Regions from separate parts of the Homo sapiens genome. Here region 1 is linked to region 2. A link is a loop called in an ENCODE intact Hi-C map of the cell type or tissue named here. Cell type or tissue: Caco-2. All regions are shown on one strand. Region 1 has its middle 390 kb from the start of F9. Region 2 has its middle 320 kb from the start of F9.

What was found. Peaks named below come from ENCODE experiments on the same cell type or tissue, not always from the same donor. Only the 100,000 strongest peaks of a DNase experiment are listed, where the experiment ranks them.
Region 1: a loop joins it to region 2, with 7 times the contacts of the local background. A loop is called at or near these places in 3 of 110 quality-filtered maps.

Annotation. Positions count from the first base shown.
Region 1 is chrX:139,136,245-139,144,244 of GRCh38, reverse strand. It overlaps a transcript of FGF13 not described here. Among named protein-coding and RNA genes, the nearest start is that of F9, 390 kb to the left of the region's middle. In Caco-2, no CTCF peak of the experiment used is centred here; no DNase peak of the experiment used is centred here.
Region 2 is chrX:139,209,935-139,217,934 of GRCh38, reverse strand. No RefSeq gene overlaps it. Among named protein-coding and RNA genes, the nearest start is that of F9, 320 kb to the left of the region's middle. In Caco-2, no CTCF peak of the experiment used is centred here; a DNase peak (open chromatin) is centred at 4,404.

The sequences.
Region 1 (8,000 bases), 74 kb after region 2:
GAGTTCTTTTCACACAGGCCAGGAGGGGGTTCAGGCTTCCCTGCTCAATGGGCACTCAATGCATAGAGTGAGACTGTGGTGAGGGTTACAGCTCAGTGAGTACGCCATCCCAGGCCTGAGGCTAGCAGTGCCAGTGAGAACAGGAAGGGAGAGAAGGAGGGGAGTGCTGCACCCTGCCAGGGCTACCTTTCCTTGGCTTTGGTGTGTGTGGGCTTCAGCTTGCATGTTGGTGGTCTGCAGAGCTGGCCACTGGGAAGGGAAGTGAACTAACAGAAATTTGGGGGTGGCAGGTGCATATTAGGGTAGCAAGAAGAGAAAGGCAGTCATTTGGGCCTGGAACCATACTAGAAGGCAGTTAGGAGACTGGAGAGTTTGATTTATGTGATCAGCTAGTATGTAGGTCCACTGTGCATGGAAGTCCCTTGGGACTAGATTTTGATGCATCCCCAATCTGTGCTCAAAGGCTCCAGCAATGCCCTAGTGGAGTCTGGTTGGAGCCCACCTTGGAGGGAAGCAGTCTTCATCACCTAAAACAGCAGCGCCTTATTTAGGTTAGTTTGTCTTCAAGTCCAGAGAACATTTTGGGGGACAAGCAGGTCCAAAATGGGATGAATGGGGGACATCTTCCCTAATTGAACAGTGAGAGCGCATCCACAGCGTGGGGAAGACAGACAACACAGAGTGTACTGAAGTACTTCCTTTTGAACTTTGTTAAACCTCCGCTAATTTGAATACTAGTAATCCAAATAATGTCCATTCGGATAAAACCAGGGCTATAATATTTACTTTTGTAATTATGTTATATATTTGTTAACATTTAACATTTAGTCAGGCCTGTGTTGCGGTTGCTGTGTGGAAGCTTATCAGTTTTTGCAAAGTGTGGAACACCTGTAAATGATGATAGGCACCTTGTTGATGACTGTGAAGCACTGGGGCTCTTCCAGACTACTAGGACTATTACCATAGGCATGAGTAATATGGAATCAGTAACCCAGATTACCACATAAATATCCAAACACAAATGAGCTTAGAGACTTCTGGCTCCCCTTTCAACATCTTTATAGCCTGATTTTCAGAGGCAGGATATTTCCCACTGGTTTTTATTCTCATGAGTACCTTGCATTGCTTATCCTGGTTATCAAACTTAGGGCATATATAGTGTTCACAGTGCTAAGCCCTATCTTTGACAGTGTGCTGTTATAACATTTTATTTTGTATGGCCTTAGATGATTCTCCAAATGCTGAGTCTTTTCATTAAAAAGTCTATCAGGACCTCTACTTGCAAATATTTCTTTTTGTGATATGTGGATGATGACATATCAACCATCCAAGATGGTGCTGGATTTGAACCTTTTTCTAATAGCAGTGGGAAGTCATTAAAGGATTTTAAGCCTAGGGTAACATGATTCAATTTTCAGTTACATGCGATATGTGGATGATGACAACCACCACCACCACAATGAAAGTAAGAAAAAACTGATCAGTGCTTTTTCTGTTCTTTTCTTATGTTATTGCATTTAATTCTCACAACAACTTTTGAGACAGGCATTAATTTTACTCTTCTACAGATGAGGAGGAAACCAAGGCTCCAAGAAATAACACCACTTGCCAAAGTCATATGGCTTGAAAGTGACCAAGCCAGGAATTGAATTCAGGCAGGCTGGTGGCCTTTCTTAACCATTACATTGTACCCAGAAATTGAAAACCACTTTTTCCCCCAAACTGTTAAGAATTAGAGAGATTTGGTACTCTGCCAGTACTACTTACTGGCAGATTTTGAAAAGCCGTGTACTTAATTAAAGTTTTCCTGAAGAGAGTACTTTGCTATTCTCTGAAAGTTTACACCTTCCCTATTTTTATTGTCTGTGATGATGCCATTTATGTTTTTATGTGGTGGTATTTTTATCTTTTTCTTTCTGTTAGCTGTCATTTTTACCTATAGAACCTGTGGCCAATTATCTGTGCCATTTTCTCACTTGACAACTAAAATATTGACAATAAACATCAGTCATTGCTTGCAGCTTAGAAAAAAATGCAGTGAGACACATTTATCATAACTGAGTTTTGGAAACTAGCTGTCTTTATATTCAGGTGACAGACACACTTGTAAACAACTGATGTTTACAGCACCAACTTAGATCTCACAGGAGGAATGGGGTTTTTTTCACTTGCCTATGTATTCTTCAGGCAGAATGTGTACCTTAAGTGTTTGAGCCCGGCAATGTCTTCAGTCTGCCTGAGCTCCAAGGTTCTCTTTTTCGGCTTCTTAGGCTAATCAGTGTGTGGGTCCTAGGGCACACAAAACCCATGACATTACTACTTTCATAGATGTTAATGTGATCTGAGCTGTATTATAAGGCACTTGCCCTTAGCAGTTAGTTAAGAAATATTCACTGAGTACCTATTATGTGCCTACTGGAAACCAGAGTATTGAATAGAATATATATGGTCTCCATGTTAATGGTTTATTCAGAGAAACAGAACATTGAAGAACTAAATATACATAAGTTAATAAGAGAAGTAGGAAGAAACTGCAAAGGAGATGTACAAACCTGACGGACTTTTCCAGGAAATTGACTTTTCAGCTGGGATGGAAGAATGTGGAGGGGTCATTATATGATGAGAAGGGAGGAGAGCTTTGCGGTTAGAGGGACCAGCATGTGTGAAGGCTTATCAGTAGAATAAACAATACCATGATAGAGAAACAGAGAAATTCAGCAGGGCTGGAGCAGACAGAGTGAGTGGAGGGTGGATAAGACGGTGCTGGATTTGAACCTTTTTCTAACAGCAGTGGGAAGTCATTAAAGGATTTTAAACCTAGGGTGACATGATTCAATTTTCAGTTACATTTTGAAAAGGTCAATGCAGTTACTATTCATTTCACAGGTAATTATTGAACATTTACTACATTCCAGGCATTGTCCTCGGCTCTGAGGGATAAGCCAAATAATAAAATAGACAGTGAATTCCTTGCTTTTGTGGATTTTATATTCTAGTGGAGTGGAGTTTGGAGATAGTAAAGAAACCAACAAGTAGAACATATCACATGGTGAGGAGTGCTATGAAAGCAGCAAAGGTCCAAGAGTGTGCCCTTGGGGAAAGGGTGCCAATTGTGTGTGTGTGTGTGTGTGTGTGTGTGTGTACACTCTTATCTATCTATCTATCTATCTATCTATCTATCTATCTATCTATCTATCATCTATCTAGTGGTGAGGAAAGACCTCGAGGAAAAGCTGGCATTTCAGCAAAGGCCTGGTGGAAGTGAGAGATTGACCATGAAGGAAAAGAGCTTTACAGGCAGAGAGAAGAGCAGACACAAGGCCCTTAGGAGAAAGGAGAATTGGCGTATTCAAGGCCCAGCAACAAGGCCAATGTGACAGAAATGGAGTGAGCAAGGAAATGCGGTGGAAGATGACATCTCTGAGATAGTAGGGACCCAGATCATGGAGAGCATTGTTAGCCAGTGTAAGGATTTTAGTTTTCATGTTGAGTGAGATGGGAAGACATTGGGGGAATGATAAAATGCACATGAAGTGTTAAAAGGATTGATCTGATTGCTGCCCCATCTCCCCTCCCCCATACTGCCTGGATGCTCCGTTGAAATAGACCCTAAGGGACAAAGTGGAAGCAAGGAAATGATGACTTGGACCAGGGGCTTCTTGTAAAGGTGGTAAGATGGAATGACTTACTACAGAACACATTTGAAGGAGGGTGAGAATAGAAGCAGGGAGCAGCCTGTTGCAGTAGATACATTAGGAGACTGGAAGAAAGCTGATGGTGTTCTGGAAATGAATATGGGCCTGGAGATGGAGAGGTGTGGGAATATCAGATAGTTAGTTAGAACACAGAGCTGACCCACAGGACTTTGCCGATGGGTAGCATGTCAGGAATGAGGGTGAGGGAGGAGTCAAGGATGACTTCTGGGTGTCTGGCTGGAGCACTGGGGTGATGTCATTTATTGGGACCACTAGGCACATACTAGTTTGGTGGTGAGGTGAGTGAATGACTCCACTTTGAACTGGGTTTGATTTGGAAATTCCTATGAAATGTGAAAGGGGAGAAACAGAGTAGATCATTGGATATATGAGTCTGGATTTCAGATGTTTGACCCAGGCTGGAGATGTAGATTTAAAGGTTAATGAGGAGGAAGATATGAATGGGAAATGAAGTCCTGGATTATGGATGATCTTGTTGAAGAGTAGAGTGAGAGGAGAAAAAGATATGAACTAAGTTGAGTAACACCTCTTTTAAAGGTTGAGAGGAGTAGAATCAGTAAGAGACATAGAAACAGAATATTTAAAGACATAGAAGGAAAATCAAGAGGGCATGCTTCAGACAAGCCATGTATAGGGTGTTTCAAATAGTAATTGTCAATAGCAATCACCATACTCTCTTGCCTCTGTGCCTTTGTACGCATTTTTCTCAGTACCTAGACTTCCCTTCTACCCTTCTCTGTGTTTTTCTCTTACGGTATGCTTTATTTTTCCTTTCATGCCTAGCAACTAGTATATTGCTTAGCATGTAGTTCTAAGTAGGTATTTGTTGAGTAAATGAATGGATGAATCTATAATGGACCCATAAAGATGACAGGTCTTACTACATTTAGGTTACCTTTTTCTTTAAGGTATATTTGAATCATTTTAAGATAAGTAGAACAAATAAATTTTCCCCGCTTTCAATCCATCACCATTGTGCAATCCTGAAAGCTTGAACATTCTTGGTACCTTTAACTGGATGCCTTCCTTTGTGTAGTCTCCTTTTTAAGCCTGTAAGGAATTTAACACTTTGTTTAATAGACTTCTTTAAAAATATGCTCATGTTTTGTTGGACTTTGAGTGATCTGTTAATTCCCAGGTAAGCATTTCTGTGTGCACATGAAGATGCATAACTCATACCTATTTTTGTGGACTCTTGGGCATTTCATACAGTTCTCTGCAGATAGTAAGGCACTCAATACGTCTTTGCCTAACTAGCTTAGCAGTGTAGTGATGGGTTTATATTAATTAATAACAGGTCGGGCATGGTGGCTCGTGCCTCTATTCCCAGCACTTTGGGAGACTGAGGCAGGCAGATCGTTTGAGGTCAGGAGTTCGAGACCAGCCTGACCAACATGGTGAAACCACGTCTTTAGTAAAAATACAAAAAAATTAGCCAGTCATGGTGGTGCCCACCTGCAATCTCAGTTACTTTGGGAGGCTGAGGCAGGAGAATAGCTTGGATCCGGGAGAAGGAGGTTGCAGTGAGCCGACATTGCACCACTGCACTCCAGCCTAGGCAACAGAGTGAGACTCTTATCTCAAAAAAAAAAAAAAAAAAAAGATAAATAACAAGTGTGAGCTGGTATAGACAAACTGGTTTAGAATCAAAAGACCTGGGTCAGAGTCCACGCTGTGTCTCGTACAGATTGTGTGATATTGGCAAGTCATTGGACATCCTTGAACCTCAGTTTCCTCAAATCAGAAGTGAGAATCATTTTAAAAAGGTTGCCAGGAGGATCAGATATGAAAGTGCTTTGTAAACTGGAAATCCTTCCTCTGTGGTAGGGAAGCTTGCCATTGAAAACCCATCCAAGCATTCTGAGGCCTGGGGTACATGATCTGTACCCAGTCTATGCTGTTGTTTCCCCTGTACTGTGTGTCTGTAAGATATGGGTGTATTATTAAGTGAGCTCTGGTGGCTGCCTTAAGCCCTCTGTGTACTTGGGTCTCTGTGGATGGAGTTGTTCATGTGAAAATAACTGATGGGCTGTAGGTCACAGACCTGCTCTTTGAGCCTAGTGTGGACCTGCAATGAGCAGACTTTTTGTCCTTGGTGCAGAAATAGCCTCTGACTTGGGAGAGAGGGGCAGAGTGGCCAAATCCTGCTGTCTTACTTCTTCAATTGGTTTCTATAATAGCTTCTCTAAGGTAGGGAGTGCTATGGTTAAGAACTTGGGCTTTGTAGTAAAGCAGAAGTGGGTTTGAATCCCACTGCTAGCACATATTTGGTGTTTGGGCTTGAGAAAGTTACTTGGTTCCTCTAACCTTCCGTTTTACCATCTGTAATTTGGGGATAATAAGAATATCTACCTCACAGGGCTATTTTGAGGAATAAATGAGTGAAGCATGTAATATGCTTAGCATAGTTCCTGGTGTACCCAGTAAGTGCTTCATAAATGGTGTGTACTATTGTTATTATTGTTTATGATGATTCCAGTGGGTCCTTTCAACTTTGCATTGACAAAGGATAGTCCCTAGTCAATCATAGGATATGGGAACAACGGAAATTCCACTTTTTAACCATTACTCTGGACTCTGTCTGCAAAGATGATGATTGGATCTTGTTCATTTCTGCATTCTCAGGGCTGAGGCTAGTGCATTGGCCAGTGAGCAGGCACTGAATACAGGGCAGAGAACTTGAACTGGCCGTGTGACCATTGCTTCACGGTGATCTAAAATGCTTTCCCTAAACATACACACAACACCTAACTCATTAGATGAGTTGTTGAAGTGGGTTTAGCCTGCTGTTGCAGTCTCAAAACTCCATCAGTGGGTGCCAGAGTTGACACAATCAAAATATTTCTTGAGGAAAGAATAATTAGCAAAAGTGAGTGTTCCTCAATTAGGGCCTGAGGGTTCTGGTGCTTTGATTATTTCCAACTACTCATCACTAGGCTGGATCCCAAGTGGAATACTTGGGTGGGCTTCTGTGTGCTTAGCCCTAATGAGTGTGGCAGTACATCTGGTACATGCCTGAGTTCTAAGTGGTGAAGAAGTCTGTAACTTAGCAATTGCACAGTTAAGTAGCTGCCTCTGGAGAGTGGATGGAATCAAGAAAAGGGCCCAGAAATCTCTGCATAAGGTACTGCAAGAATGCCTCTTGAGAACTTTTGGAAATTTGGTTGGTATGTGTTCTACAAGTTCAGTTGCTTGTTTGTGTGTTTGCCTAACCATGCAGTTTCTGCTGCCTTGTTTTACTTATATGCTGCTTATATAATCCCCCTGAATAGGCAATTGTGGTAAAGTGTAAAAGGCGTGAGATCTAGATTAGGCAGCTAAAATATCAAATCATAGCCCTGTTTAATTGACTGTGATTCTGGGCATGTTGTTTAGCCTCTCTGAGCTTGTTTCTGTCTGTTAACAATTAGAATAATAATGCTTATGTTCCAGTGTGATTGTGAAAAGTCATGGGATAACATAGGTGAATGACCTATCTAAATGTCTGGCAGTCTCAGGCTTAATACTAGGTGTAATGGATTGTGCAGAAAAGAGTTAGCAGAGTAGGCCTGACTGCTATCTGTTGACATGGTTGGGCCTTGGCTGGCATCTGGGAATTCGTCTTTCAGGAGGGTTTCCACCATTCTTTAATTGATAAAGTGTCTCTTGGTGCCTAAGCCATTTGTACAAACACTGTCATTTTTACCAAACACCTGCTTTCCTCTGGGGTTTTTGACATTTTGGTATGTGCTTGGCAGAAAGTGTCTACATGACCAACTCTCTCCAAAAACCCTTGGCACTGAGTCTAATGAGCTTCCCTAGTAGATGACATTTCCCATGTGTTGTCACAACTTGTTGCTGTGAGAATTTAGCATGTTTTACGTGACTTTACTGGGAGAGGACTCTTGGAGGCTCTCACCTGGTTCTTCCTGGACTTTACCTCATGTGCTTTTTCCCTAGGCTGGTTTTGCTTTGTATCCTTTTGTTGTAATAAATTATAGTTGTGAGTGCAACAATTTGTTAAATCCACTGAGTCTTCCTAGCAGATTATTGAACCTGGGCTTGATCTTGAGAACCTAACACATTGATACAGATTTAAATGTAGAACACATGTGTTGCCCTTCAGAACACTCACACTTTACTGCAAAGGCATACAGAGTCATATAATGGACTTTAGAGACTCAGAACGGGGAGGGTGGGGGGGCAGGGATAAATAACTATACATTAGTTACAGTGTACACTACTCAGGTGACAGGTGCACTAATATCTCAGAATTCACCACTATAGAATTCATCCACGTAACCA
Region 2 (8,000 bases):
AGGTAGAGCAATTTTCTTCATACTGGTCTGATGCTTTTCTTGTTAAATTCAGTCCAGTGTATTACACAGGTTATTTTCATTATTGTGAATATAACGTTTCTCATTTCTATTTCTTGGTGTTTGTTGTCTGAATAGAGATACACTATTTGTTTTATAGTAACCTTGTATTCCTTTATGGTACCACATTCTTTGAATAAGTCTCATAGATTTTACTAGAGTGTTTCGTTTTCTAGCTATACAAATATACCATTAGCAGACAAAGAAATAGATAGCATTTCTGATGTTTGTATTCATTTATTTTTTGGTCTTTTTATTAACTAGACCATCCAAGGCAATGTTGAATAATAAACAAAGATAAGAGGCATTCTTGTCTTGTTCTGAATTTTATTTGAACAGGTCAGTGCTTTGCCATTTGGGATTATATTTCACATCCATTTTTGGTAAACTGTACTATTTTAAAAGGTTTTATTTTAATCTTATTTAACTTAGAAATTTATTAGGAAGGTAGCTGAATTTTATTAATTGACTTTTAAGCCTTTCTTGATATCATCACTCATATGGTTTTCCTCTTTAAGTTATTGATGTAATTAATTATGTTGATAGATTTACTGATACTGAACCTCCTTTGCATTTCCAAATTCAATTCTATATGTCAGTTAGTAATATCTATGAAACAAACCAGCCAAAATCTCAGTGGCTTTAAAAACAACAATCATTTGTTACTGCTTGTGTGTCTTCAGGTTAACTGGGGTCTGGCTGATCCAGTTTGGGTTGAGCTGAGTGGCTCTGATTGTCACTGTAGGTCTGTTGGTCTGTTGGAGCTGCTTTACTTCAGGCTGTAGTGGCAAGTGCAGCTCTGCCCTAAGTAACTCTTATCCTCCTGACAAGGCAAGTAGGCTAGCCAGGCTAGTCTCGAGGTGACTGCAGAGACACAGGAGGGAAGGAGAAAATGCACAAGGTTTCTTAAGGCCTAGCCTGGGAAGTGGCATTTGGCTGATTTCAAAGTTAAGGGACAGGGAAATGTACACCATGTAAAAATACCTGGACACAGGGAGGAGTGAAGAACTGGAACCAATACTGTAATCCACCACACTCTAGTTGGTTATAATTATACTTTATTGAAAGATTGTGGCCGGGTGCGGTGGCTCACGCCTGTGGTCCCAGCGCTTTGGGAGGCTGAGGCGGGCGGATCACGAGGTCAGGAGATCGAGACCATCCTGGCTAACACGGTGAAACCCCGTCTCTACTAAAAATAAAAAAAAAGAAATAGTCGGGCGTAGTGGCGGGCGCCTGTGGTCCCAGCCGCTCAGGAGGCTGAGGCAGGAGAATGGCGTGAACCTGGGAGGTGGAGCTTGCAGTGAGCCGAGATCGCGCCACTGAACTCCAGCCTGGGCGACAGAGCGAGACTCCGTCTCCAAAAAAAAAAAAAAGAAAGACTGCTGAATTGTATTTGCTAATGTTTTATTCAAAATGTCAACATTTACACCCAAGAATTAGTGTCTATAGATTTCTTTTTTGTGGTCTTCCTTCTAGGTTTGGATATTAAATTTAGGTTGGCTTTATAAAAAAGAATTAAGGGGCTTTATTTTTTATGGCCTATAAGAATTTAAATGACAGTAAAATTACTTGTTTTAAAAGAAAAAAGTTGAATCGGAGCAAATGATTCTCTGCTATGATGACTGTTTCAGTGGTAGATGTTTATTCACGATTTAATTCTTTTATTTGATAATTGACCTATTCAATTTTTATTCTTGTGGGGTTAATTTGGCTTTCTAAAAAATCATCCTTTTTCTCTAGGTTTTCAAATGTGTTGTTACAGAGTTTAATGTACTTTCTTATATAATTATTTAAAATTGTCTCATCTGTGGTTATGTCTGTTTTTTCATTTCAAGTCTTGTAAATATTTATTATTTTTTTCTTAATTAGACTTGCAAGATGATTATCTGTTTTATTTCTCAAAGAACAATTTTTGGCTATTTCATTAATTCCAGCTTTTATGTTATCAAAGCCTTTCCTAGTTCTTTTTAGTTTTATTTGTGGTTCTTTTCCAAATATTTTAAGATGAATTTTAAGCTCATTTACCTTCTCACCTTTGTTTATTAATACTGAAAACATTTAAGAATAGAATTTTTTCTCACTCATAAGTGGGAGTTGAACAATGAGAACACATGGACACAGAGAGGGGAACATCACACACCGGGGCCTGTCGGTGGTGTGGGGAAAGGGGAGGGAGAGCATTAGGACAAATACCTAATGCATGTGGGGCTTAAAACCTAGATGACGGGTTGATAGGTGCAGCAAACCACCATGGCACATGTATACCTATGTGACAAACCTGTACGTTCACCACATGTATCCCATAACTTAAAGTAAAAAAAAAAAAAAAAAAAAAAAAGGAATTTTTTTCTGAGTACAACATTCTTTGCGCCACATAGGTTTTGGAATAAAATGTTCTTTTTAATTGCTGTTTACATAGTTTATAATTTCACTTTTGAATCAATGGTGTTCTAGGAGTGTATTTTGTAATTTCCTCTTTTTCTTTTCTATTTTATTTTAGATTCAGTGAGTATATGTGCAGGTTTGTTACATGGGTAAATTGCATTCACTGAGGCTTGTTGTAAGAATGATTCTGCTACCAAGGTAGTGAGCATACTATCTGACAGGTAGCTTCCCAACTCATGTTCCCATCTTTGTGTCCACATGTATTTAATGTTTAGCGCCCACTTATAAGTCAGAACTTATGGTATTTGGTTTTATGTTTCTGCATTAGTTCACTTAGGATAATGGCCTCCAGCTGCATCCATGTTGCTGCAAAGAACATGACTTCATTATTTTTTATGGCGGTATTATATTCCATAGTGTATAGGTACCCCATTTTCTGTATCCAGTCTGCTGTTGATAGGCATTTAGGTTGATTCCATGTCTTTGCTATTGTGAATAAAGCTGCAGTGAACATACAAGAGCATGTGTCTTTTTGGTAGACTGATTCATTTTCCTTTGGGTATATACTCCAAACAGTTATTTTTTGCATATTTTAAATTATTCATTTAAATTTTATAATTGTTATGCTCAGAAAAGCTATTTTCCATTATCTTTGACCAAAAAAAAAAATCACAGATTTTCCTATATTTCTTCTCTTTTCTCCTTCTAGGAGACTTATTATTTTTCAGGATCTATCCTCAAAGGTTCTTATGTTTCTCTTCATCATTTCATTGTCTTTATATTTTTGACTTTGTGCTTTGTGATACTTCTTCCACTTTATCTTCCAGGCCACTGTTTTGGGTCTCAGCAATAATCCTCTTCGTCTTAAGTGCATCTACTGAACTGTTTATTTGGGAAATCACATTTTTGTTTGCAGTTCTAGAAAGTCTATTTTTATGCTGTGCATGTATCTCCTTATATGCTCCTATTTTGTTATCGTTATTGGTAGTGATGGTTTTCAAGTTGTCACTTGTCTCTCCTCACATCAGTTTAATTTTTTTTAGGTATACATTGCTCAATTTACCTCTCTCTGGTTGGTGATTGCTGAACCCACAGAAATGGTTATAAAGCATTTTGTTGTCAGCACATTGAGGTCAGCTCATATTAGAAGGGGAGCTCCCCAAGGGGTTGTAAGCCATTGAGTAGTGGGATACTAGAAACTAGTACCTGGAGAAAGCTGCTGTCTTCCCAGGTCTACACTGACCCTGTCTGTTCCTTTAGTTCATTCCTTCTTGGCCTCTTGAAGGTCTAGGAGACCAGGAACACAAGTATAATGTTGTTTTCCCAATCTCCTAGTCTGTTTGTGCTGGGCCTTTCTAGTGCTGGATCCAGGCTTTGCTCAAGGGGCAAAGCCTGATAACACTTATTTTTATTAAGTCTTCTGCAACGTCTAGGACCCTACTCATATCCAGTTCTTCTCCTTAGGCTTCAATAGCCATTAGGTTGAGGAGAAGCAGGAAGCCTGGAGCTGACAATGGGAAACAACACATGCTTAGTTGGTATCTTCCCAGAGCCCTCTGTGGTTTCTAAAGAAGAAGAAAAAAGGCCTTTTAATGGATTTTAGTTACATTACTTCCTAGGGCGTCACTTTATAATAACACAGAACTAGTGGTGAAATTCAGGGTGGGTACCTGCATCAGTTTGGGTACAGTCATGAAAATAGAGCCACTAAAATGTTAACAATGATAAGGAATTTAATATATTTTAGAAACTGGATTCATAAAAAGTGGGAGCTAGAGAGTGAAAGTCTGGAAGATTCATGCTGGAGGATCACACAAATGTCTCTAATGACTTTAACTTGAAACACTGGAGGAGGTGAGGAAACAAAAGCTCACAGGAATTCTGAGAAGTCACCAGGTCTAGTTGCATAAGGCTAATCGGAAGTGGACGTCATAGAGAGATCTGTGAAGCCACACTATCTGACTGTCACAGCCTCCTGAGAACAATGACTTCTGCTTCACTCCCACATTCCAAGCCTTGAGTGAGTTTCTCTCAGTGGCAAAGTCTAACTTGGAACCATATAAGGAAAGAGCTTCTGAAAACCTACTTCCCAGCCTTAACCAGAAGTGGTCCCTGAGTTGACATCGGACAATCCAGCACAGTACCCCAGAAGAAAGAACAAAGACTAGCAGTGTAGGATTATGAGTGTGGCTAAGGAAGCCTCTGAGAGGACTCCTCTGTCCTTAGTCACAGTGCCATAGCTTTCTTGATTGGTGTGCTTTGATGTGGTTCTCAGAAATGTCCTCTTCACTACCAAAAAAGACAGAGCATCACTCAGTATCCATGGATTCTTTCAGAATCCTCTGGCCCATGCCAACCGCAGCCTTCTTGACAACGTCAGCATCTGATATGCAAAAAGTATTGGATTTTGCAACAGAAAGACCTGGGTTCAAATACTGCTAGTGCTATTCCATAGATATGGGAACCTGAGCTGGTAATTACCCTTTCCAAGCTCTTTTCATTACTTGTAAATCAAGGCTGACACTGTGTAATACTGAGAAAAGGTACAAGGACGAAATGACAGTTTATATAAAGCACGATATATTAATTACCTCATTTATTTTGGGTCATTAGTCTTGCTGCCTTGACAATGCTTCTGGTGTATGCCTAAAACAAAGGAAAATGATGCTGTTGTTTCTTTTCTTTTATAGTAAGTGGGGACCCTCCAGGGAGATTCTCTTGTGCTGTCCAAGCAACAGTAAGGCTCCTATTATTGATCTGAGTTGCCTCCCCAAAGCAGACAACAGTGATTCCTTACCTTGCAGGCTGGGTGATGTAGGGAGGGAAAAGGCCTTATAGAATAGAGTGGAATAAATACAGAAAAAAATGTAATAAGAAACAATCATGCAAGATCCTCATAGTGGGAGAGGGGATGAGAACATGGAAAGGGAAATAGCAGCAGAGACTGCACTGGGAGAAGTAGAATGGGGAAGAATAAAGAATCCCACACGTGGGATACTGAGAAGAGTACATGAGTAGGGAGGTCCCTTAGAGAAGACCACAGTTAGCTACAGTATGGCAGGTACAGTTATGACAACAGTGTAATGGGTAAAGTCACTTCAGCCATGTGCCAGACACATCCATTCTACACCATGTAAAATCATACCAAGTAGGTTACAGTTTCAAGTGAAGGAAAGTATAGGTCTAAGTGTCTCATCATGAGAAACCCAGCTTGTTATTTCTTGACCATCTGTGAGTCACTTCTCTTTCTCTAAAATGTAACAGTTGTATACAGTACCAGCTGTGTATAAGGGCTCTTCACATGTCCCAACCCCTAGCACTCCAAAGAAGGCTCCAAGAAGCTACCCAAGAAGACAAAGGATCAGAAGCAAAACGACTGGCAATGCAGTGAAGATCATTTAAACTATCAGAGGAAGAGGAAGATTCCCAGAATCTTTCTTTACCAAAATCGTGGGCAATAAGACAGGGTTGGAGAGAAACAGAGAGAGAAGGTGTCACAGATGGGAATGTCTGAAAGCAGATGGAGTTTGTGGTGGAAGATGTTTTCATTAGGGATCAACAACTGTGAAAGGAAGTGGGAGGAGGCTGAGTTGGGCAGAGGGAGAAGTTGAACTGTGAAGCAGGACTAACGAAGCCTTAGCCTACCCGGCAGGGAGCTCTGGAGTGAGTATTGTCTGTCAGAGTGCCTGTGTTGATCTAAAATGGCCAGGCTTTGCTCATTCATGGAATGTGGGCTGACCTAGGAAGGGAATGACCTCAAGTGAAGCAGTTCCGCAGCAGAGACAAACCGTGAGGGAGCTGACAGCTGGAGGCTGCCTAGCGACTGCACTCCCCATAGCTGGGCAGCAAGCCTTTCTTGGGAGGAGAATCTGGACAGCACTCCTTTATGTCTATCACACTGTGGGGGTGGGGGGTAGCGGGATGTGGGGAGGGGCAAGGGTCAGGCATTGACAGAAAACAAAGAAAGAAAACAAAGGCACTGACAGAAAACAAAGGAGAGCCCAGTAAGCCCTGAGATCTCTTCTCTTTCTCTAATGTTTGACTTTATCTTCAGAGAAATTTTAGAGGTATTTTTTATTTCATAATATTAACAAAATATTCAGTGTCATATTGTGGAAAGAGCAGGGACTTTGGAAGCAGAAGGACCTACCTGCATCTCAATCCTGCCTGGGTGCACCTCTTACTAGCTGTATAATCTTGGATATGTTGCTTCACCTCTCTGAGCTTGTTTCCTCATCTGGAAAATGGAGATAATAATAACCATTAACTCAGAGGGTTGCTTTCAGTATAAAGTGCCATATTCTGGATAAATATGTAGTACATACTAGTATATTAAGCAAATAACATTATAATGATGAGGATATTTATTGTGCCTCTTACGTGCCAGGCACTATGTTATACCACAGGTTGGGCATGGGACAAGTTAATCTTAGAGGAGTTTCACACAGTCCTTTTCTTCTACGAATTTACAATCTTGTTGAGAGAATTCAAGATATAGGCAAATATGAAGGGCTAACAACTTACTACTATATCCAATAATTTTTTTGTGAAATAAAATTTTCTCTCCCGAACTGTTTTATTTTACCATTGTCAGTATGACTGCTAGAATGAAGGCAAGAACAAGACCTGAAAATCTTCTGGAAACTGACCCAGGCCAAAGTCTTTTGTGTGTTACTTCCTGGGAGAGACAATGGCAAGGTCCTCAGTTTCAGATGTAGTGAATGTTGGGAGCATGCTATGAGGAAAAGGCTAACTTTGATTACCCATTCCTCTTTGACACAGGTGATTCTGAATGCTGTGGAATGATAGGGATTCTGGGTGAAGATCCAGGGCTGCCCGGTGATATTGGTTGGGAATGAGATGGAATCTTTGGAAAAGCTGTAGCTCATTGTTTCCTTCTTCACTGGAGAAGAAAGTGACAAACATTTAAAGATGTTCATTCCTGACAGGCATCCCAACATCGCATTATAATGGCCCAAATGTCAATTTTACAGGAGGCAGAAAATCACACATCTGCTTCGTGTAGATTGGAAGGGTCTTAGTGTTAAGCTGTTTTGGGATGCATCATTGACATCGCTCTGTCTTGTAACTTTCTCTCACTTTAAAACCCATTCTGGTTTGTAACAGACAAACATAGGGAACAGAGAAGACTTGATCTGAAAATCTTTCTGGACTACTCATTTCAGTTATCCATTGCTGCGTAACAAAGCACTCCCAAACTGAGTGGCCTAAAACAACCACCAATTTGCTCACAAGTCTGTGGGTTGGAAATGGGGACAGGGTGGAGCAGGAATGGCTTTTTGGTTTCCCATGAAATCTGGAGGCTCACAGCTTGAATGGCTAGGAGCTGACTGAGATGGCTTAATTGGTGCGATATGTCTGGAGCCTCGGTTCTTGCCATCAGCTGAGTTGTTCAGTTCCCTTTCACATGGACTCTTCATATGGCCAGCTCGGGCTTCCTTACAACTTGAGTCTCAGGGTGTCTGACTTCTTACATGGTGTCTGGCTTCCCCTTGAGGGAACTGCATCTGCCAAGTTTCTTAAAGGTGAGGACTGAA